3 separate regions of the Homo sapiens genome follow, and all the other regions are linked to region 1. The links are chromatin loops, found by intact Hi-C in ENCODE. Cell type or tissue: ascending aorta. All regions are shown on one strand.

Region 1 (8,000 bases):
CCTTGCGGAACCCATGAAAATTTCTAAGGAACCCCCAGGGTCCATGGAATACACTTTGAGAACTGCTACTCTAAGAATTTACTATGCAATAAAGGTGGAATTTAAATCAGTCTGAAAACATTTTCTGAATAAATATTTCTAGGATTACTGGAAAGCTATTTGGAAGAAAAAAATTTTATTTGTACCGAATTTTATGCAAATACATTTTAATAGATTAAATAGTACATGTTTATGGTCTTATTATGTAATACTCTTAGCAAATATAGGTAGATATATATTTAATTTAGGGATGAGTAAGATTTTTCTCTGCATTATCTCAAAAGAACAATCCATAGAAGGAAATATGGATAGATTTTTCTACAACAAATTGGAACTTTTAAAAAATATCAAACAACTTCAGTGTCTAGAGAAATAGAAACAAAATGGAAAACTGAGAAAACACTAACTGCAACATGCAAAAAAGATAAAGAATTGTGTCCTTCATACATAAGGAGCTCTTGTGAATTAATAAGAGGAAATGAAAATATGATGACAGATAATTCTCAGCAAAAGAACTACAGGTGACCATTGAACAAATGAAAACCACATTCAACCTTTGTATTAGGTAAAAGGCATTCAAATGAAAATTAGTGAGGATGGGAAAAATGGTTGTTTCTTATCTATTTCTGTTTAACAGCTCACCCTAATTCTTAGCAGCTTACAACAAACTCTTTCTGACAGTGATGGGTATGAGGAATCTGGGGACGGCTTAGTTGGGTGGTTCTGGCTCAAGGCTTCTCGTGAAGTTGCGGTCATCTCAAGGTTGGACTGGAGTTGCAAGTTTGTCTTCAAGCTCATGTACACGGTTGTTGGCAAGTCTGAGTTCCTCTGGGTTGTTAGGCTGGGGACTTCAGCTCCTGGCGATGAGTTGTCCACCTTTTCAGTGGGCTGCCAACAACGCAGCACTGTGCTTCCCCCAGCTCAAGTGATTTGAGAAAGAGACAAGCAGCACATAAGACAGAAGCAGTCTTTTTATTACTGAAATCTGATGCCATAGCCCATCATTTCTGCCATATTCTGTTCACTAGAAGCAAATCACTATGTGCAGCCCACCCTGGAGAGGAGAGAATCATTGCGGACCATCTTAAAGGCTGCCTAACAATAAGAACCTCCAACATGGCAGACAGCAATGAAACAGGGGGGAGAAGGTATTGTTTCTAGTTGTCTGGAGGGCAATTTGGCAACATATGCAAAACGTTTAACATCTCCTTGGTCCTTGCGGCATAGCAATGTTACCTCTAAGAAATAATGAAGGCCGGGCGCAGTGGCTCACGCCTGTAATCCCAGCACTTTGGGAGGCCGAGGCGGGCGGATCACGAGGTCAGGAGATTGGGACTATCCTGGCTAACACGGTGAAACCCCGTCTCTACTAAAAAATACAAAATATTAGCTGGGCGTGGTGGTGGGCACCCGTAGTCCCAGCTACTCGGGAGGCTGAGGCAGGAGAAAGGCGTGAACCCAGGAGGTGGAGCTTGCAGTGAGCCGAGATCACACTACCGCACTCCAGCCTGGGCGACAGAGCGAGACTCTGTCTCAAAAAAAAAAAAAAGAAAGAAAGAAATAATGAATATAAGGCATGTGTAAAAGATATTACCAGCAGCATAAACTGTAATAGTGAAAATTTAGGGGAAACCTAAACGCCTAGTATGTAAGATAATTAAATAAATTATTGCACATTCCAGGAATACAAAATTTGTAACTGTCAAACATATTTTTGAACAACTTTTAATAACAAGGGCAATTAATTGTAATTGATAGTTTTTGAGGGGATGTATATGTTATATGATGATACATTTTGTAAAACTTAATGCATGCACATATGCATTGAAACCAATTTTGGAAGGATAGAATCCTAAATGTTGACAGTGATTTCTTATGCATGGCAGTGTTGTGGGAACTTTTTGTTTTCATTTCAATCTTTTTCTTTATTTTCTAATTTTCCTATGCTGAGCCTATATTACACAAACAGAAACTATACCCAAGAAAAGAACTATAAAAATACATAAATAATGAATCAATTTTTTAAGAAATCAACAGAAAATGAACTTTGATAGAAATGATGTTGAGACTATCTGCCAAAATATTATATAAAATATAATAATTTTAAAACTGTTATGATTCTTTTTCTATACTCAGTCTGAGAAAGCATGAGCTGAATGGCATTATTGTCCTAAGTATGCAATTATAAATGAAATTTGGGCTAAGGGGAGTGGGAGGTGGTTGCAAGAAAGGATGTCAATAGTCTAACTTTTGTTATTAAAAAATAAATCATTATTTCTTCTTGGATTCCTAAAAAGCAGACAAATCATAGGTTCCTTGGTAGAGGATTACCCTTTTCAGCAGAACATGAATTAAGTGATTTAAGGGGTTGCTTCTGGTCTAAATATAGTGGCTTTGACCAATTTAATTGGAATTCTATGCAGTACTTTTATTTGTAAGAAAGGACGTTAGTTCAGGATATGTGGAGGTTGTTTAAATTCAATCTCTCAAGCCACTCTGAGTGTCTCTCCTTCTGTCAATGGCAGTGCTACACGGGGCCCAAGTGCAGCATGCCTCTTGGTGACTCTCACAGTACTTTCTAAAAGCTCTTTATAATATTTTATTGCTGAGTACCTCCATTTATAAAGGAGGAATTTTGAAATAGAAGATATTTTTAAGACCATCTAATATCATATAAGAATAAGTTGATTCAGATTTGAATTTATTAGCTTCAAGGAACCAAAAACTGAAAAAGGAATAGAAGCAGACGAATACATTCTTTAGCAGGGACTGTGAAAAGCCCCTTAAGAAGTTCCATTATAGCATGCTCTTGTATGATACAAAGTTTAGGTTTCATCTGGCATTCCACAATTGCCCTGTTATGATGGCTTTTAGTAGCTGCCCTACTGTAATGTATCTTTGGAGAGTGTTTATTATATTTTAAAATTTGGATCTGAATCCATCTCCAAACTAAATGCTGACATTCACAAGGGCCTGATTGGCTCTCTCTCAGTCTGGAGAAAGCTCTTATTGTGGTCAACTCAACTGAGCCAACTATTAGCAATGTCAGAACCGTTCTGCAAAGCAGGGCAATACTTAGTTAAAGTGATTCATATTAGCTGAGCATGAGCAAAGAAATCTGAACAGGCTGTTTCAGAGTCCTGGACTGCCAATGAATCCATTGCTTTTGTGAACACAGTGGGAAAAAAAATCAGGGTTCATGCTCCTAAGGCTGTTCAGACTTCTTAGTAAACGTTTCACTGTGTCCCAAGGAGAAGACAGAGTGTTTTAATGTGGGGAATGGAACCTTTTGTGCTGTCTGTTCTGGAGAAAAGAATGTGGTTTCTAAAATATTACTTTTTGAACTTCCTGTACTGTATTTATACAATTCTGTCTCTTTAAAAGGCTAAATTGTGTTATGACTAAACTAGTCACTGATAGACCCAACTTGCTCTGTGAGAGAAGCGTTCTTTAACATATCAGAGCCGTTTCCTTTGTGTGGTGCATTCCTTCCCGAGTCTGTCACTCAGCAAGAGCCGTAGGAGCCATTTGTCCACTGACCAGGCAACACAATTTTTGTTCCACCTGCGAACGTGTTTATGGGTTAGTGGTGAAAAGCTTGGGCATGGAGTGAGACAAAACTGGAATCTAGCCCTGGCTTTGAGTTCACTTCCCTGAGACTCAGTTTCCTCATTGTAACATAAAGAGAATAAGCAATACCTCTTGAGGCAGTTGTGAAGAATAGAGTGTGTGGATAGCATAATGTCTCATAATTGGTAATGGCTCAAAAAATTATAATATGAGATCAGACAGTCAGAATATTTTCTTTCATTTGGAAAATATGCTCAGTTGATTAAAATGCTTCAGTGAATTTTTGAACATTGGCGTATGTTTAAGGCCATCTCCATATATGTTTTGTGAACTCAGAAAAAGATATCAGTGAGAATAGAAAGAACAGATAATGCAATATTTCCCTTTAAAAAACAAAACAAAACAGTAACCCCTAGAACGAAATACATTTTACATTGTGACCTAGTCTGCAATACATATATAGGCCATATGTATAACTGAAATGAAAATTGAAAGAAACCTTTCTTCTATGTGTGAGATACTCTGATACTTTATCTTCTCTTCCCTTCCCTTCTGGTCAGAATCAGCTACGCTGATTTTACACCCACTAATAGTGTATAAAGAACAACTTGAAAAAGATATTGACTCAAATGAGAGTAAATGAATTTATTACACAAATTTGTTTCACATCAGCTATTAAGTCTTATTTTACTTTGATATTTCATAATTTTTAATTCCATTAATGAATGCCTCAGGGAAAGGTGAAAGAAACTAACAATTCATAAGTATACACTGTGTGTCAGATATTACCTATGCTGTTCTACATATATCTCCTCTTTTAACAGTCACAATAATCCTACTGTTACCCCATTTTACAGATAAAGAAATGAAAGTTGAAAGACATAAAGTATCTTACCCAAGAATTCAATCCCATCTATTTTTTATTGTCCCTGAGTACAAGAGGCTAAATAAGCATAAACATCGATAACACTGACATGTCTGTTAGCTTTTACCTCTGGGCTGTTGTACCAAATAGTCATCCCTTTAAACTAAATTATGCATTTTTGACCACTTCAGAATAGAATTTGAGTTTAAATTACAACTCAAAAATAGGTTGGGGAAGATCACATATTAATTCTACAGAATTAATGAAACAGAACTCCCTGTTATGTGACTATTTTATTCTGTGAGTCTAATAGTTTTTTTTAATTTACCCTTAAAATACTTTTAAAAAATACAGTACAGGAACCTATATTCTCTTTTAGTTAAAAATAAACCAAACTTTGATAGTACAGTTATAAACCTAGAAGAATTTTAGTTTGATTCCAGTGTTTGAAAGCATGATCAAACTCCAAGTTTATTTTTTCATAGTTTTTTTTTCTCCTACAGATTCTTCTCCACAATGGATTAACCACAGACATTTGAAGTCATACTGTTTAAATATCTTTGAATTATTTTTGTTTAAAAATGTCAATGGGTACGATAGGAAAAGTACATTTTTTTCCCTGTAACTTCAAAACAACTGAACAGAACCTTTGGACTTAAACCAAGAATTGAATGTTTTAGCTTTAAGAAGATTTTCTTCTCTGAAAAGTAATGAATGAGTCTCTTTGCAAGTTTAACTATTTCAAGTATCAACTCTCTGACTTTCAGCATTCTTTGGTATTAAAAAAATGTTTCATGTATAAATAAACGTAAGTTTTTTTTCTCAGCTATCTCTCAAATCTCAAGTTACATAAACTTCAAATACACATAAAACGTTGATACAGATGAATTGCATAATGTTTTTAAATGTTTAAAATGTAGTGTTCCATTTTGTTAATGGCTTCTTTCAAGTTTGCATTAGTGAATGACAACCCTTAAGAATAGCCTGCAATGACCAGAGGAATGGGAAGGATGTCATTTTCTACTTGCTCTCCATGGAAACTGAGAAGAGATCCATTACTGTGATACCCTTGGGGGAGCAGAGACGTGTCCAGGAACTTTAAGTGTAGTAGATTACCAAAAAATCACGTACAGGCTGTGGGAAACACTGGAGGTTGACTGAGATCCAGAGTTTCTCAACTTAGTGTTGGGGCAGTTGACACCTGGGGTCTCCATTCAGATCCTGAGAGGAATATGAGGCAGACAGATCCATGTGTGCTCTCCGTTTTGGGTGTCAGATCTCACAGGGGTTTCCCAGGGGCTGTGCTGTGGCTCCCAGGACACAAGGCTTCCCAAACTATAGAGGCTGTCACTGAGAGCAGCACAAGTCACTAAGGTACACACAACTCCTTGGGCCACAGTGCCTGGGAGGAAGACTTCTCAAATTTCATTTGTGAAAAACATGAACTAGGGGAGGATGTAAAATTTGTAAATGCAGATTTTAAATGGAAATGACTTTATAAAATCATTCTTAAAATTTGTAAGTATATACTGGCTCACTTTTTTTTTCGAACTGTCTCTTTTTTGATATAGTCAATATCTGTAGTTGTTATGTAAGAACACAATACATTTCTTTTGTATTTCCATTCAAAACTAGTTATATCTACAAGACAAATGGACTCCTTTTTTGTGAAGGAAATTTGTAGAGATAAGATGAAGGGTAACTATCACTAAGAGTTAAATGGTGACTAAGTTGATAGGTGAAGGTTATCAGAAGGAAAATATAGAATGATGGAAGGAATCACTTTGTTTTCTTATTTTCTGAAGCACTCTTTGAACTCTCTGATAAAACCAAATTTGTGACAAAGTGCCAAAATCTAAAAAAAAATAATAATATCAACTTGGTGGGGAAGGAAATATATTTTACTTATGTATTTTATTATCTCCTAAGTGATTTAGTCAGTATGTGTAATAAAGTGAGATGAAAATAACATATTCTTTCAATATAAAAGCTTTTTATTTTTATTGCTCAAAATTGACTATTGTATGATTACATAGAAATAAAGAAGCAGCCTGCAGAGGATTGTACTTTAGGAGTGCTAATCTGGCATCACCTGTGCTAAGAAAGGAGAGGGACTGGGAGTGGAAAAAGGCATTTTATTTTTAGTGATAAACATTGTGTTTCTAAAAATTAGATATTCAGCCTTAAATGTATTATAAGAAGATAGTTATATGGTAGAGTGAAAAGACAATAGGAGATAAGGAAAGACATCAGAGTTCTAGCTTGAATTTTTACTCTCTAATTAGAATGTTGCAGTCACTATCCCATGCTGAAATTTAGCTTTATGATCTATAAAATAAAAATTATGCCAGCTTTGTCTTTTTATGCTCTAAAACAATTTGGGGAACAAAATCACTATTTCATCAAAAACAAAGAACTTTAGGACTTAGATAAAGTTGCCTTTTGTGCTACCCAGCGTCAGGGCTCCCTTCTACAGTGGAGGAGTGTGAAGCAGCAGCTGGTAAGCAGGCCCCGTGCATAGTATGAGCCCACCCAGCTCATCGACTTTCCCTTTCTTCTTCCTCTCTCTGAACTCTGCTTCAGCCATTCTCTGCTGGTGACTGTGCCATGAAAATACCACGCTCTCTTCCTTCTCTGGGTTGTTTTTCTCTTTCCCCACTAATCTCTATATTCCTGCTCTAACTACTGTCCCCATTCTTGGCGTAATTTTTTATTCTTCAGCTCTCAGTTTAATCTTGCGAAGGTACATAAAACATCTAGAGTCAGAGCACCTAGGTTCAAATTCTATCAATCACTTTAAATAACAGGTAGCTTGGGGCAAGCTATTAAGTCTGTTTTTTCATTGGTAAAGTGGGAACGAGGACCTACTCCTTAGGGATTGCTAAGAGGTTTAAATGAGATGTTACATGTACAATGCTGGCTCTGTGCCTGCCATATAGCAAACACTTTTTTTTTTTTAAAGAGATAGGGTCTCGCTCTGTTGCCCAGGCTAGAGTGGTGGGGGTATTCACAGGAGTGACCATGGCTCACTACAACCTCCAACTCTTAGGCTCAAGAGATCCTCCCTCTTCAGCTTCCCAAGTAGCTGGGACTACAAGCGCACACCACAGTGCCTGGCAGCAAACACTCTTAAAGTGCTGAACAGTATTATAAATCGCAGAGCTGTCTGTGTCTCCCTGAATGATAGCATCTATCTCCTTGTTTTGGAAGTGCGTATTTAGGCCGTTGTCTTCTTACATACACCCACTGTTGTCCCCACATCCCAATTACACCACACAGTTCCCGAGAGTAGAAACTGAGTCTCCTTTACTGCTATATCCTCAATGCCTAAAAATTAGCCTGTTTCATGGTTGAGGCCCAATGAATATAGAATGAATACATAGTTATTCCACTTCACAATCTAATAAGGGAAAGAATCAGACAGCAATTCTAATCCAGAGATAAAATCTATAGTCAACAAAAATGATTTAGGGATTTGCTTTTTAGCACCCTGGAACTGTTGGCACATTTTAAAGTATTTATTTTA
Region 2 (8,000 bases), 380 kb before region 1:
GTGGAGTCATTTTACATGCTATCCACTTAGTCCCAGGATGTTTAGGATGCTCAGAACAAGGCATATTGTCTGAGTGGTGGCAAGGGTCTCCCTCTAACTGGGGTTGTGTAGTCCTTCCTGTTTGTGTAGTTCTTCTTGTATAGTCTTTTCTTGTTGGCCTTTGAGAAGTAGTTGTCTACAGACATACCAAGTGAAAGTGGCTCCAGAAGTGTCGTGCTGCTCAAAGTACACATCTGCAAAGCAGAATCAAATTTTGTTGGATTTGAGTGTCTATTTCAAAAAAGGAAGAATAAGAAAAGCTGCCCTTGTGTCTTGTGAGGTTTTTTTTTTTCTTCTTCTTCTTTTAAGCAAGTTTTTTCCTCTTCTTTTAAGCAAGTTTTTGGTTAAGGGGGTGGCATATTTAGGGGTTGGATCCTCTTCCTTTCTCTTCCCTACATGGAGAGATGGAGGGGGAGGGGCTAGTTCAGCTGAATGATGACAGTGGAGGGGCTGATTGCTTATGAATCCTTCAGTCCAGCTCTAATTAGAAAACAGTTAAGTTGGTGGAGAAAATCAGGGCTTGCTTAGTGCCTGCACATTCCCTCCTCCTCTTTCTCCTCTCCCTCTTTCCCTTCTTTCTTCCTTCCACCCCCCTCCCTCCCTCTCTCTCTTCTTCTCTCCAGTTCTCCCTTGTAATTTGCCGTCTAGCAGCATTTGGGATTACAAGGTTTTTTTTCTTTTCTTTTCTTTTTTTCCCTATCACTGAATCTGCAACTGGCATGGAAGAATGAGATACTGATTCATGCTGAAGTCTTTTAAGAAAAATCTTAATATCCACAGTCAGTAGAATTTTCCTTTCTTTCTAAATAATCAATGACTAGATCCTCATGTTAACTGGTAGATATGTTGCTGCACTGGAGGGTTTTCATTGATAAGGAAGAACTAAATATTTTTCCAGGTGTCTAAGTGTGTCTGTAAATCTAAAATCCTCATTCAGACTAAAGGGACCATAAGATAACCCCGTGAAGGCCTCAAAGAAGCAGCATGATGTAGATACATGGGACGTATTATTAACGTTATTATACTAGTCCTAAGAGGTACAGTAAATCTGATCTTTGTTAATCTTTGCTACTTTGTAGTAAAATATAGAGTTTAGAGCAAAACCGGTCTGAGAACCTACATCCCATAGGATTTATGTTAAATACTCATTCAAATTATTGCTTCAAGCAAATTACATACACACTAGCGACATTTTCTTTCAAGCCGGGAGGAAATCACTCAACATTCAGATGAGGAAGTGTGATTTTTCATACGTGTTCTACGGAAATAGTAAATAATGGACTTCACCTAGTCTGCAGTGTATTATGGGGTTCAGAATAAAATATGAGTTCAACTGGCAATTTCAAATGCGGCTTTGGAGAGAAAACATTTATTTGACTGAAAGATTTGCTTCTGACTTGAGGCCCAGGAACATTCCCAGTTTTAACTGTAGTGTTGCATTCCTGGGAAGTTCTGTTCCATAGCTTCCTTTGCAAATTCATGTAGATGGATTTCTTTAGCTCTGACAGTTTCCTCCAAACCTTTCCTACATTCTTCCAGGGCCTTTGCTTATAGACAGGGGAGTTACACCAGGATGGTTAGGTTTCAGGTTAACAAAAAGAAACACTTTTATTGTCAATATTAATGGCAAACCTCGATTTTTACAAGGCTTGGGTTTAGCAGTGTGAGCAGATCAAAAGCAGCTTGGTTTGATTTCTCAATATTCTCTGGAGCTTAGACAATTAACTGCAATTTTGCTCCTAACAAAACAACACAAAAAAGTTAGTTACAGAAATGTTATAGGTAATCTTTTGGCAGAGATTTTTACCTGAGTACAACATATCAGAATCTAGAAAATTTATCTACTGAACTTGAGTTGAGTTTTGCAGGAAAACCCCTTAAGAAAATCTTGTGTGAACTACGTCCTCGGTTGCAATGCCATGAGCCTGTTTCAGTGTGTGCATTCCAGGCTTGCCTTTCTAGCTGGGTAAGGATCCGGCAGACTGAGGTCTCCTTGGTAATTTGGGTACACCAAGTCTCCAGTTAATGATAGATAATCAGCCTTTGGGTCATTCGGTCATTCTCTTATTACAAACCCCTCCTGCTCTCTCTGATCTCCTTTCAAACTAAATTTCACACAAACAAATAAAGCAAGACAGGGACAAGTTCTTAAAAAAAGAGAGAGAAATATTAGAAACGCCTGATACAGAACTCTAAACAAGGAAAGGCAAGCTAAAAGAGGATAGGAAAGAACATCTTATCAAAATGAACATGTTGTGTACAAAACATTAAAAGAAAAGGCTCTGGTTTTTGTTAAAGTGACAGAAAATTAAAATAAAAATAATTGCAGGCACCAAAGTTATAAACAGGGAAGGCAGGATGCTAGCTGGAAATGCGCAGCACTAGGGAGCTAATTTGTTGTTACAGATTATATATCTGCACCCTGCTTGGAGAAGTGCTACTTTGTTCCATTTTCCAGAAGAGAATGGTTTTTCTTCTTAATACTTGTGTGAATGCCCACTTAAGTTAACACAGGCCACAACTTTGAGGAATGAGAAATGGAATTGCATTCTGCTTGCGAAGCATCCAACTTCAAACGAAGAAATTGGTTGTGTACAAAAAAAAAAGTAGAATTTCATTCAGAATACGTTTGGAGACTTCACTAAATTGGTGTGACTGATGCTTTTTTGTTTTGCTGACAGAAGGCACAGATCATTCATGGGGATGTATAACCGAAACCAGTCCTCTCCACCGCCTGGGGATCTTCACTTTCGCAGTCTACGACTGCCTGTGACTCCAGAAAGACAAACTGCAGATTGGCCAAGGTACATCTCAGATCAGATCCCTCTGGGAAAAGCGCGGGAATGCTTGGCTCTAGTAGTTAGGAGCTCTGGTGAGAGCGCCCCTAGTGCCATTTTCCCATCCCTGCCCTTGACAGTCCCCTTTGGTCTAAATTCACGGTTCTAGACAGTCAAAGTCTACCTGCTGGGTGTCCACTCTCAAGCCATAGGTTTTCAATCCTAAAAGGGATTAGGACCTTGGCTCAAAATGTGGTCAACGCAGTGTTCAAATTAGGAGGGCAGCTGGGAGATGGCAGCAGGGGATGAAAGTATGACTCCTACTTCGTCCGCAACTGTGGGTCTGGCACCTCTTGACTTGCCAGTATGCTGGCAAACAACCCATCTCTCTTGGAGAATCCACACTTCGTTTCTTCTAGGTCCAGCCTAAATGTTACCTCCTCCAGGGAGCCTTTCCAGATACTGCTTCTCCTCTCTCCCCCAACTCCCTCCCACAAATGAAGTTTTCTCTTCTGAATTCCTTGCTGGTACTGTCACTTATATTCTTTTGGGTAGATCTCTGGGCATGCATATGTCACCTCCTGTGACTGTGGGTTTCTTGACAACCTAATCAATGCATTGAACAAAGGAGATGTTTAGACAACCCATATAAAATGAATAAGAGAAATAGGGTGAATACCGTCTACCCCAATTGCAATCAGATTAGTTTCCTTTATTTTGAAAACGATTAGAACTAGTAGAGGAGTTAGATGTGGCCCACTAGGGAACAAATTTTCATCTCCAAGCCGTCCTCTGGCTCGATCGGGTCTGCACTGGGTCTGCATCAACTTGCGCTGGCTCAGAGGGAGGCTCAGCCCCAGCCTGGCCTTCCTGGTGCCCACTCCCAACATCCTGAGCAGGGCCGACTCTAGGCACCCCACGATTAGCTGAGTGATCTAGGGCAAGGACCTAGGCGTCTCTAAGTCTTAGTTTCCCCATCTGAACAATGTGGATAATGACACGTACCTGGGGTGGGCAGGCTAGAGTAAATGGGAAAATCAAAGCGCCAGCCAGAGCGGGTCGCACTGTTAGTTCCTGTATTTTCTCCTCCTGCCTCTGGTTTCTTCCGTTCCGTTCTAGCTGCCTGAAGACCCAGCCCGACAGCGATGCCTGTCAGCCCGCGTCGCCCACCAGGGCAGCTGCTCTCCCAACTCGCATGGGGGGCACCACCCCGCCTCGGTGCCCTAGAGCTGAGCGCAGCCGCGGCTCCACGGGGATCGCCAGGGCCTCAGCCCTCGCGGCCGGCGGCGCGGGAGTGTTGCGGGGCAGGGACCAGAGCGCGATCAGAGCGGCCACCCCCGATTTAGGTCGCCAGCTTTCCAGTCACTGCGATGGCCACTGGGGCGCCCCTTCCATCCTGGTTAAATTCTCATTGTGATCCCCAGCCCTCTTCTCGGTTCCCCACACCCAGGAGGCCGGTTCTCCGCCGCTCAGGCTGGGAGAGGTCACCGCTCCGGGCAGGGTGGACCCCCAGCTCCGTCTCGGAGGACCTTTCGCCGGAGGCGAGCAGGAAGGGGTTAACCATGAGCCTCCCACCCTCACCTCCCAGACCCTGGTGCCGGGCTAAGGCCTCCGCTTCCCTCCTGAGGTCTCATTAGGAAACCCTCACCGCTATTTTCAACATTTCCTCAATCAAGTGCCTTTAAATAGAGCTGCACAAACAGATTGGCGGCAAAAGCGTAGATCTTGTCACGATTGAGACCAATCCAGTATTTCAGCCTTGTTTGCTTTGCAATTACGGGTTGGCTTGTGGCTACGGTGCCACCGGGGCAAATCTGCAGCCGCTCGCTTTCTCCTCTGCGCTCCGGGCGGGTGGAGGAAGCGACCCGCGGAGTCACTGCAGGGAGGAGAGGGGGACGCGCGCGGGGGGAGGCGGCGGAGGGCGGAGGAGACTCGCTTGCACCCCAGGGCCGCGGGCACGCAGAGCTGTGTTGAAGGACATACTTTTCAGGTTCCTGACAGTCACTGAGCTATACGCAATAATAAAGTGCGTGATTCGCGTGTGGAAACCAGTGTCGTGTCCTTACCAGCTTCCTTTTCTGTCCACCTTCCCTCTCTCTTCTACCTCCGTTTCGCTTTTCTTCAGTGCATGTTAGCGGTTTGCTGGATTTCCCTTCTCCCTCGCTGTTCAACTGCTAGCATGATTTGTTACATTTTCCACAGCTGTTTATTCTTGTTTGACTTTTTGTACAAAGTCACTTTAAATCTGCTGCAGAAAGAATAAAGCACCTAGCCCTTTGGATGGACTCCTGCAGGCGTGTGGCTGTCCCTGGCCCACTTTTAATTCTTTGGAGATGGCTCTTCTGTGTAAATCAGCTGCTGGGTGCGTTCGGTCACCTCGTAGGCCAGCCTAGTTTGTATCAGCAGAACAGTAGTGGACTCGACTCAGGTCGTAAGCCTTATATTTCACAGACAATTAAATCTTGGCTGCTGTTGAACAAAACTGTAATATTTACTTTGTTCTATACCGAGAAGCACTTTTAAAGTAAAAAAGAAAAAAAAACCAAATACTACACTTCAAAAAGAAAATATGACAATGAATCTCTTTTTATGGATTCTCTCTGCATAAGTGGAAACAATATGATTTAAATCCCCAACACCCCATCCCCCTTTTCAGACACAGCTGAAGTGATACAGATACTGTCTTCTAACACATAATCTCCCTCTCTCGGGAGAGGCACCTGCCTGTGCTACATTCGATTTAGTTTGTAAGGTTTCAGGCCCCTCCCCGACCCATGTAATATGTAACAAGGATTATCAAATAATAAGGTCTTGGATGTGAAGTCTGCTTTACACAAGAATTCAAGAAAGATAGGCAGGACTTGAGTAATTATGTTACAACTTCATATTACTTTCCAAATGAATACCCATTTTCTTCTCATGTCAACTTCTAGAGATGGGATGCTGAGGCAGAGAAATATTTTTATGAGACTCTGGAGTACATACTAAAATGTGCTTCCTTATTATTTAAGAATGTGTAAGGTATGGACCTACATTTGTTTGCTGGTGGTCATAAAATAAATTCATAGCCATTGTGGCCAATAAGCAATCTCCTTCACGCTTTAAAAGTTTTTGGTTTATAATCCCACCTGGATTGTATTTTCACTATTCTGTATCACCCTCCTATTGCAATATTTTGGTTCTCAATCTTATGTAAAGCAAACCTCAGAAATGATCGTTTCCATAAAATTGTGCAATGGCAAAGCCACAGAATAATATTTTGAGTCCATATAGCCGTGCATGCTCATCTATATAGCTCTTATACAGTTTTCTAGCTGATTGCTTTGGTATTTCAAGAAATAGGAAGCAGTAGCTACCTATTTTAATGAAAGGGTACCATTTCATAAGAATTCTATTTTCACTGAAAAAATTGGTCTGGCACATTATTCAATGCAAAAGATTATAATATTACTTTCACGTGTGTTAATCTGTTTAGTATAAAACTGCTAGGGTGTCTTAACCATTAACGCGTTTTGCCACACTACTTTCAAATGGTGATCTGAGATAATTACGAAGATTTTGATGTTAATCCCACGTTAAATGAACAACTATGAAAATAATCTTAAAGCATTATTACTCCCATATACATGCCAGCAAACCCAATTGTGGAGAGAACATGATTACTTTTTATCTGACATTATCCTATAAGGATATGGCTACATTTATTTCTTTTAAAATTGGAGCAGTTTTCAATTACTTTTTAACAGAATTGTTTTCAACACAGCATTTTGCAGTGCCCATAAACCATAGCAACTTTGTCCTGATCGATACATATTTTTCTGCATTATTATTCATTAGCCTCTTTGCAAACTCACTAAAATAGAATAGTATTAAAGTATGAATATATAGAGAACAATTATTAGGTTCTACATATTTATTTAGGTAAACCAATGTTATTAAAATTAAAAACATGTGCCTGGCATATAAGTGCTTCTTCAGGAATTCTTTTTTGGATGCATAGTTATTATTTTTTAAACAAACTCAGATTTTCAAACACTGATTTTCTTCTCTGAACGGGCATTGCATTGTTTTAAACAGTAGCTCCTGGAATAATGCCACCTTTAGTATTTTAGACTTTCAAACAACAATTGGAATTGGATAAATGCTTTCAGCTGGGAGCACTTTCCTAATACCTTTGTAGGTAATGGGATTCTCTATTTGTGCTGGGTGACAAACGGACAGTGCCCTGGACAGACTGCCTACCCTCTGCAGAATCTACCAAAAAGTAGAGTTTTCCCATGAGACTGCTTGTGGTCCATCTAAAAATGAAAAAATAATCAGAGAAAATGCGCAAAGCCTTTTCTAACTACAGTTATGAAATGATGGCTTAAAGAGGTATTTAGAAAATAAGAGTGGAGTAATACAGAAACAAAATCTGAAGAAGAAAGTTTGCTTAGGAGCTGATGCTCTTTGTCTACAAACAAGAGGGTAAGGAGCTGGATCCAATTGAATTGAATTGTTTTTGTTTGCTTGTTTGTTTTCTTCCATTCAGTGCCTTTCAAACTGTTTTTTACTGGATGAAGAAACTCAACCAAGAAAATATATGTCGATTCTTGTATATGGGACAATATTAGCTGCTGTGATTTTTAATACTAGCATAAAATATAAGAATCTTTTTATTACTGTGATATTGTTTTTTCCTAAATGAATGCATAGTGTAACAATTGGTGTCAAAAAGCATTGAATTTTTTTCAGATGGATTAAGCTGGAATAATAAAGTATATCTATGAGATGATTTCTGTAAACTCTGACTTGCTGAGAAAAAAGTGAAAAAGCTTTTTCTGGAAGAAACATGGCAACTTAACCGTTATTAATCTGGACTAAATAAAACAGGAAACTGCTTCTTTACATTTCTAGTAATTTTTTCTGCTTTTCCAAACATTGTTAAGTTCTATGCAACTTGTGCTATTCAAGTAAAGATGATGTCAGTAATAAAATTACAGAATCTAATCAAGTGACTATTTTTGCTTTATTACAAAATTTATGTATTTAATTGGGATGTTTAATTGCTTAGTTTTTAGAACACTGAATTTTTCTTTTTCCAGACAACAGAGTGATATTTAATGAAGTGCTTATAAAGATAAATACGATGGTTCATCAAAGATAAAATAGTCATAATAACAAGATGGCATTTGAGTCAATGTG
Region 3 (8,000 bases), 400 kb before region 1:
GCTGCCCTCACCCCGAAGGGCTGTGGGAGGAGGCTGCCCTAGTATCTTGAAGAAAAAAGAAATTGCCTATCCTTAAGTTTAAAACAATATTCGCTCTCTCTAGGCTCCCCTTCTGTTCTCTCGTTTTTTTCGCCCGCAGGAACACTCCAAGTTCCACAGTTAAAGAGGACCGGGAGGGCAGGAATGGGTGGGGCCTGGAAATCAGCTCCGAAACTGGGTGCGGCACACCTTCCTCTGCCTTTCTGCCTCTCTCCCGGCCACTGCTGCTCCACGGGAGCCAGTCTTGGATACCTAGGGTGGGGGACAGGGGGACGGGAAGAGCCTCGGTTGTCTCCAGGTAGGCAGGGAACCCGGAGCATTTATTTAAAGTTACTTATTTTTTTAAAATAAAGGCTTAAAATAAGTCCAAATGTTTCTGCAACAGAGTTTCCAACACACTGTTCAGGAATGCGAAACTCGGGACCCAGACTAGCAATCCCCAAGTGGGTGAATTCTTATTATGTAGAAACCTGCTCTCTATGCTCCCCCTCTCACCTTGGAGAGGCCTCAGTACAGCCTTCGGGCTTGGGCCGCAGGCTTCCCTGGACTTCCGCAGTCCCCCTTCTCCCCATTCCAGAACCTGCCGAGCCCCTGCTGCATCTGGGACCCGCCTTCACCGTTTCCCAATCCCAGCGGTTAGCCCCTGCGCCCCCTTTTTGGTCTCCACTTTGCCGTTCGAAAATGCCTAGGTTGGTGGATCGACCCTCCGCGGAGCAAAGACGGATGGCTGGCAGGAGCAGGTTCAGGAGCTGGGCCAAGGTATTCTCTGCTTCCGCCTTTGTGTCCGCCCCCCCGCCCCCTGCTCCCCGCTTCCCGCCAGCATCTCTCCTTTTCTGCTCAGGAGTGTTTGGCCCGGCGGTCCACCCCGGCTTCCCGAGATACGCTAGAGTTGCCCCCACGTCCTGTCCGCCGCGCCCCTACCCACCGGGTTGCCTTCGGGGCCCTTCGGTGCTGTGTAGTCGGCGTGGCGCTGTGAGCTAGGCGAACAGGAACCCCCAGGCCCGCCACGTCTACGCTATTAGCAGCCAGGTAGCCCTGCGGGTCGAAGATGCTCAGAGGAGGAGTAAATGCAGAGAAAAAATAGAGGAAGGAATAAAAAAAAAAACAAAACAAAAACACGTAACATACACGCACTCAAAACCAACTTTGGGATTGGACTTTTTCAGTTTCACACGAAGAGACTTGGAGTATCTGGAGAAGGTTTTTGAAGACGTTTAGGAGGGAGGGTGAGTTTTCTGCTGAGAAACTCAATCTGCCATACAGTAGCGGCCCCATCTGGGATCTGTCACTGCTGACAGCACCAGAGGGCACAGCCGTGATCTTCTGCACAGCCTGCACTCCCCGAAATACCCTCCTTAATCAAAGGATGTCTGCGCGCCTGAGCTCAGCTGACCGCGCCGGGAGCACCAGGGCCGTTGGATTCCACCCCAGCCCGCCCCCTCCCCACGCACACAGCCACGGCCCCTCGCGTCTTCGCGGCACGTTAATTAAATGCGGAAAACAGACAGAGGCTGATGTCATTGCTCTCACAAGATCATAAACGTAAAAGAGTCATCCTGTGAGAATCCCTGAAAATGACTTTAATGAATAATTTCAGAGACAGTTATGACTTTGGGTGATTACTGAGCAAGAATATGAAAACCAGATTTGCAAAGCGAAGGCGATGGTCAAAAGGCCTGGCAGTTACTTTCTCTCATTAAAACCGCACCGGCTTTCCTTCTTCGCCAAGTACTAGTTACCAACTGAGGTTGCGTTTTCAGGTTTTCTTCTTCAAAATAACAGTCTTCTTTTCCTGCTTTTCTGCCTTATCCTAAAGACAAAATGTCAGCTCCAGGGAACGACATTAACAACCCACTTTAAATTGAAGGCAACTCTGCACTGGCGTCAGTGGCCATTGGCTTCCATCTTTTTACAAAGGTTGGATTTACTGCCATCTTAGGATCATATCTCTTTTGGCCTCTTCTCTAGGCAATGTATTTAATGAAGGTTGAACATTCTCACTGACCCTGAGTCAGTGCACTGTTTGTTGTAAAGGATCTCAGCTGGTGGGGCAAAAAACAAGTTCCAAACAACCTGCCTTTACAGAAGAGTCTCCCTGACTCTTTAGTTCTAGGTCACCAATGAACTGAAAAATGATTTGGTGCTACATTAAGGAATATTTTCAAACACTCCATCTGGCCATGGAGAAGCATCCAGTTGGTTATATCTGGTTGCTCATGCATTAAAAATACTATTTGAGAAAACAACTAGGGTGTTAGTTGTGGAAGTGGCCTGGTGAGTACCCTCTGATCTTTTGCACGAAGTTTAGCTGCCTGCAAGTCTGTCTTCTTTGCTTGAAAATATAAACTGGGACTCTCTGGGCCTGTGTCCCATGTGGATTTATTCCACTTAATTCAAGTAAAAGTTTGTTTATACTCTGAGCAAGAAAGTATTATAGGCACAAGTGATGTGGAGTTTTCAGTTTGCTTGTTTTTTGCTGTTGTTTGTTTGCTTTTGAGCGATCTGAGTGATTTAGAAAACTAATGTGTCTCAGTCGGCTCCACCATTCAGACAGATCATAGAGAACCCACTTACCAGCACTCTAGAAAACTGTACTTTGTGCAGACATTGCCTGATCCTCCCCTTTCTAGAAGCACAGATAGGCCAGAATCCTTCAGTCACTGAGGACACAATTGTCTAAAAGCCTCATTCCCTATCATTAGCCCCCAAACCGCAGAGCTGTTTCCTTCCCTCTTGGCTCCAGATAGGGGTGGGTGGGAGAGGGGACTAGGCTCTCCATGTGACATTTCCCTGACTTGAGAGGAAATGTTTCTTTCTGATTCTAGATTACATGAAGACACTTTGGAGTTGGTGTATAGGGTTTCCTCAAAGAACTGAGGTAACGTGGACTTTAGGGAATTTTCCTCAATTGGATTCCCTGTTTATTTGTGATACTATTTGTGTCCCCCAAATAGATCTTCTTGTTGCTCCACTCACATCATGAGCAGTTTTCCTTTTCCTCTAGTTACATTCACTCTAGCTTCTGACTGAAGACTCTGCTTGCCCTTTGTAGCCCGTGCAGGAATAAACAGCATCTTCTGGATTTGCTTTGAATCCTTGTGCTGCCCAATGAGTCAGAGGTGTAGGGTTGATCCAATAATATGGCTAATTCTCTCCCTGTAAAGACTTTAAATAATGTAGGCCTCTCTTCACCCATCCCCCATTCTCACCATCCTGGACTTCACGCGGGTCATGGAGAAGGTGTCCAGGGTGGGAGGCACGCTGGGTGGGTGTGGCCTCCTTTGGCACAGTGGTTCGGCATCCTCTGGGGGAGATTTTGAAAACTGCAGGCTCCGCGTCGAGCCCCTGACCTGCTGAATCAGAATTTCTGGTGAAGGTAGGGTGAAAACGGGGCTGAATTTGTCATTGTATCAAGTTGTCCGGGGAGTGGAAAGTCCAGGTGTTGGATTAATCCCAGCACCCCTTACTTCAGAAGAGACCAGGCTATCCCGCAGAACGCTAGGGTCAGAGGTCTGGGGCATCAGTCAGCCCGTCCAGGAATTATGCAAATATATGCAGCCTCTACTCTGAACACTGGGACGTAGTAGGGGACAAAGCTGCCGCCAGCCGTCCTCGTCCTTGCGAGGTGTCAGTGTTTGCGCCAGGGACAACTCCCTGGAGGGCTGGGGGAAGGGAGGGGCAAAAGAGGGTCCAGGGCCTCAGCTCGCTATGTACTTTAGGGTTTAATAACAGGTGCAAAGGCAGCTGCTAAAAGACATCGCATTCTGTAATCAGCTTCTGCCAGGCTGTCCGGCTAAACAGAAACTCCCACAATTTTGGCCCGAGGGCTGTAGGGCGGAGCGGGTGCCAGTGAGATGAGGGCAACCCTAAGAGGTGGCATAAGAGCCTTACCCCTAAGAGCCACCCCAACCCCATCCGGGGCTTGCACCGGCACCGCCTGGGCCGCAGTTGTTGCCTCAGGGAAGCTTCGCCCTGGCGCAGGGATAGAGCAAAGAAGCGACCGCATGTGGAAGGCTTTCCAGGCGGAATGCTCCAGCCGTAGCGAGTTGGAAAATTTAGAGTGGGGAGGGGGCAGTAGAGATGTTAACTGGCCCCTCCTCACCCCAAACAAGGAAAACACAGTCTTCTGGGCTAAAAATACATATTTATGAAGTCCCTATACGCAGGCAGGCGGCGCGTTCCAGCTGCCGGCCTGGCCCAGGGAGGACTTGGCCGCGCGGCCGCCGATTACACCCAACTCGGCTGGGATGGCTCCGAGCCGTCTGCCCTGACGTCAGCGAGGCTCCGGCCCCGCCGCGGCAAGATAGGCGAGCGCGGCCGGGCGCGGGTGCGGCACTAATCACTCCCAGATGTCCCTAATAGCGGAGATAAAGACGGACAGAGCGGCCGGGAATAAATTTGTAATCAGGGCTCTACCATCTGATCATCAAAGCGGCCCAAATGCCGGGAGAATTTGAAGGGAATGCGTGTGAGGGGGGTCGCTTGGGGGAAGAGGTGAGGGTGCACTTCGCGATGGGAACTGGCTTCGGTAGGGTAGAGCAGGGAGAACAGGGCGAGAGATCTGTAAGTTCGGTGCACGTAAGTCGGATACTCGGTGCTCTTTAACCTCCATTAGCCCTCAGACCGAAGCCGTTTAGCGGTTCCAGGCTGATTGGAGCTGCGCAGTTGCTGTGCGGGAAGCACGCGTTGCGCAGCGGCTGGGTGGTAAGGCGGCGCGATGAGAACTGTCCGGCCCCCGGAAACGTGGGATTGGTTTCCTCTCCCGGAGTTCTCCCCTCCCCCTTCTTTCTAAACATTTAAAAAACACGTAGTCCGTCTCCCCCAACCCCCATTCCCGGTAGACTTAATCCCAACAGCAATTCATTGCACCGCGGAGCTTCCTCAGGGAGGGGGCTGTTGGAGCCTCCAACCAGGGTCCTGGGCCCCAGTCTGAGAATGACTCCTGGGTTTTTCTCTCCAAGCGATCCGCAGGCTCTGACAGGCCAGGAGTCGCGCGCGTCCGGGAGACTCCTTAGCGCCCCCTCCTCACGTGGAGATCTGGACTCTCAGGAGCTGGGCCCAATGGAAGGAATGGGTACCCTTGGGTCACCAGGGTCCAGATTCGGCCCTCTACGGCGCCCATGCCACAAGCCTCCCTCAAGACCATCTCTGCTTGGCACCCACTAGCCAGCTCCTTTTCCAAATCTAGGAGCCTGGGTGGGACTCACAGGCAGGGAGAACTCAAGGCGGCTGTGGAAAACAAAATCGCGTGCCGCCCGCGCAATATTTGATTAAAGCTTCAGGGCTAACTGAGCGGTTTCTTGCGCTTTGCAGGCCCGCAGTGTATGTTCAGTCCCAGTTTTCCTGGCACCCTTTGCCCTGCTTATGTCCCCTGCACACACCTCAGGCCCTTGCAACTGGCCCGGGTTCTCTCTGCAAATCTGTAGTCTGGGAAGGAACTCCCGGGTCTCGTACTCCCTGCCGCTTTGCATTTGAGCTCTCACCTTCCTCACCCCTTCCTGCGAATTCCAGGTGCGCTTACCTCTCTTGTTCTCCTGCTACTTCACCAATCCGAGCGGGAGACTAGCTCTGCAATTCACGCCAAGCTGGGGCAGCGGCTAGCAGAGTCTGGTCGAAGGAATTGAACCACCTTCCACTCCCGACACACGCACAAGTGCTAAGAGGCCCCCAGGCTGCGCTCCCTGGCACGGCTGCTACGCTCACCTCATCACGACCAAGCAGCCTGGTGCTCCTACACCTAAGGAGGCAACCCAGACCCAGAGGTCCACCCTTCCTAGATGCCTGGGCCTGCTGGCTAACCCATCCCGAAAGCTGGAGCTTGCTGTCTCGGCCTGGAAAAGCCCTTTAAGTTGCTGTCAGTGCCCAGGCAATTGGGAGCGGGGCCCCCACTCTGCAGTTTTTCAAATTGCTTCCCAAGCTGAGAAGGGGTTTGCGCGCGCGCACACACACACACACACACACACACACACACCGTCTACAACTGGCCAAGCCTTTGCCCCTCCGGTGCTCCAGGGTTATCAGACGCTGGGCCTGCACAGCGGTCTGGGGCAGAGCCCTGACAGCCAGATCTACCATCAATTTACCTTCCGCCGCCGCAGCTTCCCATTTAGCTTTTAACGTCAAATCCTACATTTTTGTCGGCTCCGGCCTGTCTAGAACGCTTGTGATTTCCCTGCAGGAGTGATTGCTCTTAACAAAATGGCAGCAACCACATTATCCGAGCAATTAAAACAGAGGCCTTTTAGCCGGTCCCGCAAGTAGAGGCTTGGAAAATTTTTTTAAACAAAGAAGAAAAAGTTAAAAGAGAAATAAGTGTTGGAAGAGAAAAGCATGGAAGCTCAGAAGAAACGTCTGCCCAGTACGCCTTTCACTTCCTGGGACTTGACAACCTGGGGCGGGGATGTTGGGTGGCTGAGAGCGGCTGGGGTGACAGATAATCTGGGGTGTCCTGCAGGTTGAAGCATCTGGTCAGTTGGGGTGTGCGTCTGGTTAGGGGGTTCAGCCGCCTGCAGTGTCAGGCAGCTGGGCATTCTGCCGTCTGGGGTGTCCGGTCTGCTGGGTGTCTGGCTGGTTAGGGTTTCTGGCGAGTTGAAATGGCAGGGCGGGTGGGGTGACCAGGCCTAGTGTTGCTGGCCCTGAGGAAGAGGAGGCAGGCTGTGCTTGGCCGGGGCCAAAGAGGAGCGCAGGTTTAAAAAGCAAGTGTATTAGCAAGTTTCTCCGTAGCAATGGTGCGCCAGGGTCTTTTGGTTTCCCTCTGTTGTTGTTTAATAAGCCAGAGAAAGTGTTAAATCTGCAGAAGTGCCTTAAGGCCCAGATGGCGGAGACCAGCTACACAAGGTGCAGAGAAGCGTAGGTGCATGGTGAAGATAACTCCTCTCCGTTTCCTGTTTTTAAAACCTCACCTCCTCCGCCACTGTTTACTCCAACACTTTGGTAGGCTCCTTTCTTCCACGTCTAGGACCTGATGGCTTTCTCCTGAGCAGATTAAAATAAAGACGCGGAAGACAACTGGAATCAGGAGAGGGAGGGAACCACTGGATCAAACGCAGGAGGATTGGGAGAGCAACAGAAAATCAGGGCGCGCCTCCCCCACACCTCCTCCCCATGCTATAAACAAAGGCAAGTGTCTGTAAACACAGCCCCGCGCCCACCAGGTCGGCCCAGCGCCGGCTGACCCAAGGGGAGAAAGTTCAGATCGCTTTGGCCGAGTTGTTCTAACCCCTCGCCCTCGCGTTGTCAGCCGCCCGCAGAAGTCCGCAGAGCCTCTAGCTTGTCTCTCCCTGGGCACTTCTGAATTCGCCCACGCCGGGTCTGATTCGGCCTGCTGCAGGCAGAGGGGTCATAGTGGACACCAGCTAGGCGTGGGAACCCTTGGGACATCGCGGGAGGGTCTGTGCCCGAGGCCAAGTTGCGAACATCACCCTGAGGATGGGTTCCAGGATGGAAACCCTCTGGCAAGCCTCTCCAACACCAGATTTATATACGCGGCGTTCCATGAAACAAACCACTTTTTAATACGGTTCACCTTTCTCCTCCTCCCACCCCCTTCCAAAATCCCTCCCAGCCTCCTCCCCCCTTCCCGCAGCCTGCACAGGCACTTTAGTTTCTCCGGTTTCTAGAGCTGAGATTCAAGCTTCCGCCAAGGCTGCAGGCAAAGGAGGCCGCTGGGACTTTCTTCTGGGACGAGCTGGGACTCAGGGAGCCCAAAGACCCAACAGGGAGAGATCCCGGGTCCCGTGCTGCCGGTAGTCCCGGAAGGGTGTCGCTTGTTTCGCTGGGCTGCGGCCGGGAAGACTTCAGACACCGCACAGTTAATATTGAGTTCCCTGTAACTCCTTGTAAATCTAACCCGCCCCTCGCCCCTCTTTAAATCCGTGGTCTTGTTCACGATTTCTTACTTGACGTAAAATTCCTTGTTACCTAATCATGGACTTTTTCGAAACTCCCTCCACCCCCCTTTC

Evidence for each region. Peaks named below come from ENCODE experiments on the same cell type or tissue, not always from the same donor. Only the 100,000 strongest peaks of a DNase experiment are listed, where the experiment ranks them.
Region 2: it touches region 1 in a loop (3.0-fold over the local background); 2 of 110 quality-filtered maps call a loop at or near these places.
Region 3: a loop joins it to region 1, with 3 times the contacts of the local background. A loop is called at or near these places in 2 of 110 quality-filtered maps.

What each region holds. Positions count from the first base shown.
Region 1 is chr4:173,914,252-173,922,251 of GRCh38, forward strand. The region is part of intron 1 of LINC02269 (long intergenic non-protein coding RNA 2269); the gene reads left to right. Among named protein-coding and RNA genes, the nearest start is that of LINC02269, 21 kb to the left of the region's middle. In ascending aorta, no CTCF peak of the experiment used is centred here; DNase peaks (open chromatin) are centred at 3,170 and 3,550; H3K4me3 peaks cover 750 bases; H3K27ac peaks cover 5,570 bases.
Region 2 is chr4:173,534,128-173,542,127 of GRCh38, forward strand. All of the region lies in intron 2 of HAND2-AS1 (HAND2 antisense RNA 1), which reads left to right. It overlaps LOC124900816 (a long non-coding RNA gene), which reads right to left and starts at 3,936. Exons shown (of 2, transcript XR_007058375.1): 1 at 3,822-3,936; 2 at 1,622-3,422. RefSeq lists an enhancer at 2,607-3,108. In ascending aorta, no CTCF peak of the experiment used is centred here; a DNase peak (open chromatin) is centred at 4,654; H3K4me3 peaks cover 2,929 bases; H3K27ac peaks cover 4,628 bases.
Region 3 is chr4:173,518,015-173,526,014 of GRCh38, forward strand. It overlaps LOC124900815 (a long non-coding RNA gene), which reads left to right. Exons shown (of 4, transcript XR_007058371.1): 3 at 617-798; 4 at 881-2,285. It also overlaps a transcript of SCRG1 not described here. Among named protein-coding and RNA genes, the nearest start is that of HAND2, 8.2 kb to the right of the region's middle. RefSeq lists enhancers at 146-1,345, 922-1,508, 6,730-7,271. In ascending aorta, a CTCF peak has its summit at 4,209; DNase peaks (open chromatin) are centred at 4,277, 4,777, 7,337, 7,867 and 6 weaker places; H3K4me3 peaks cover 6,428 bases; H3K27ac peaks cover 8,000 bases.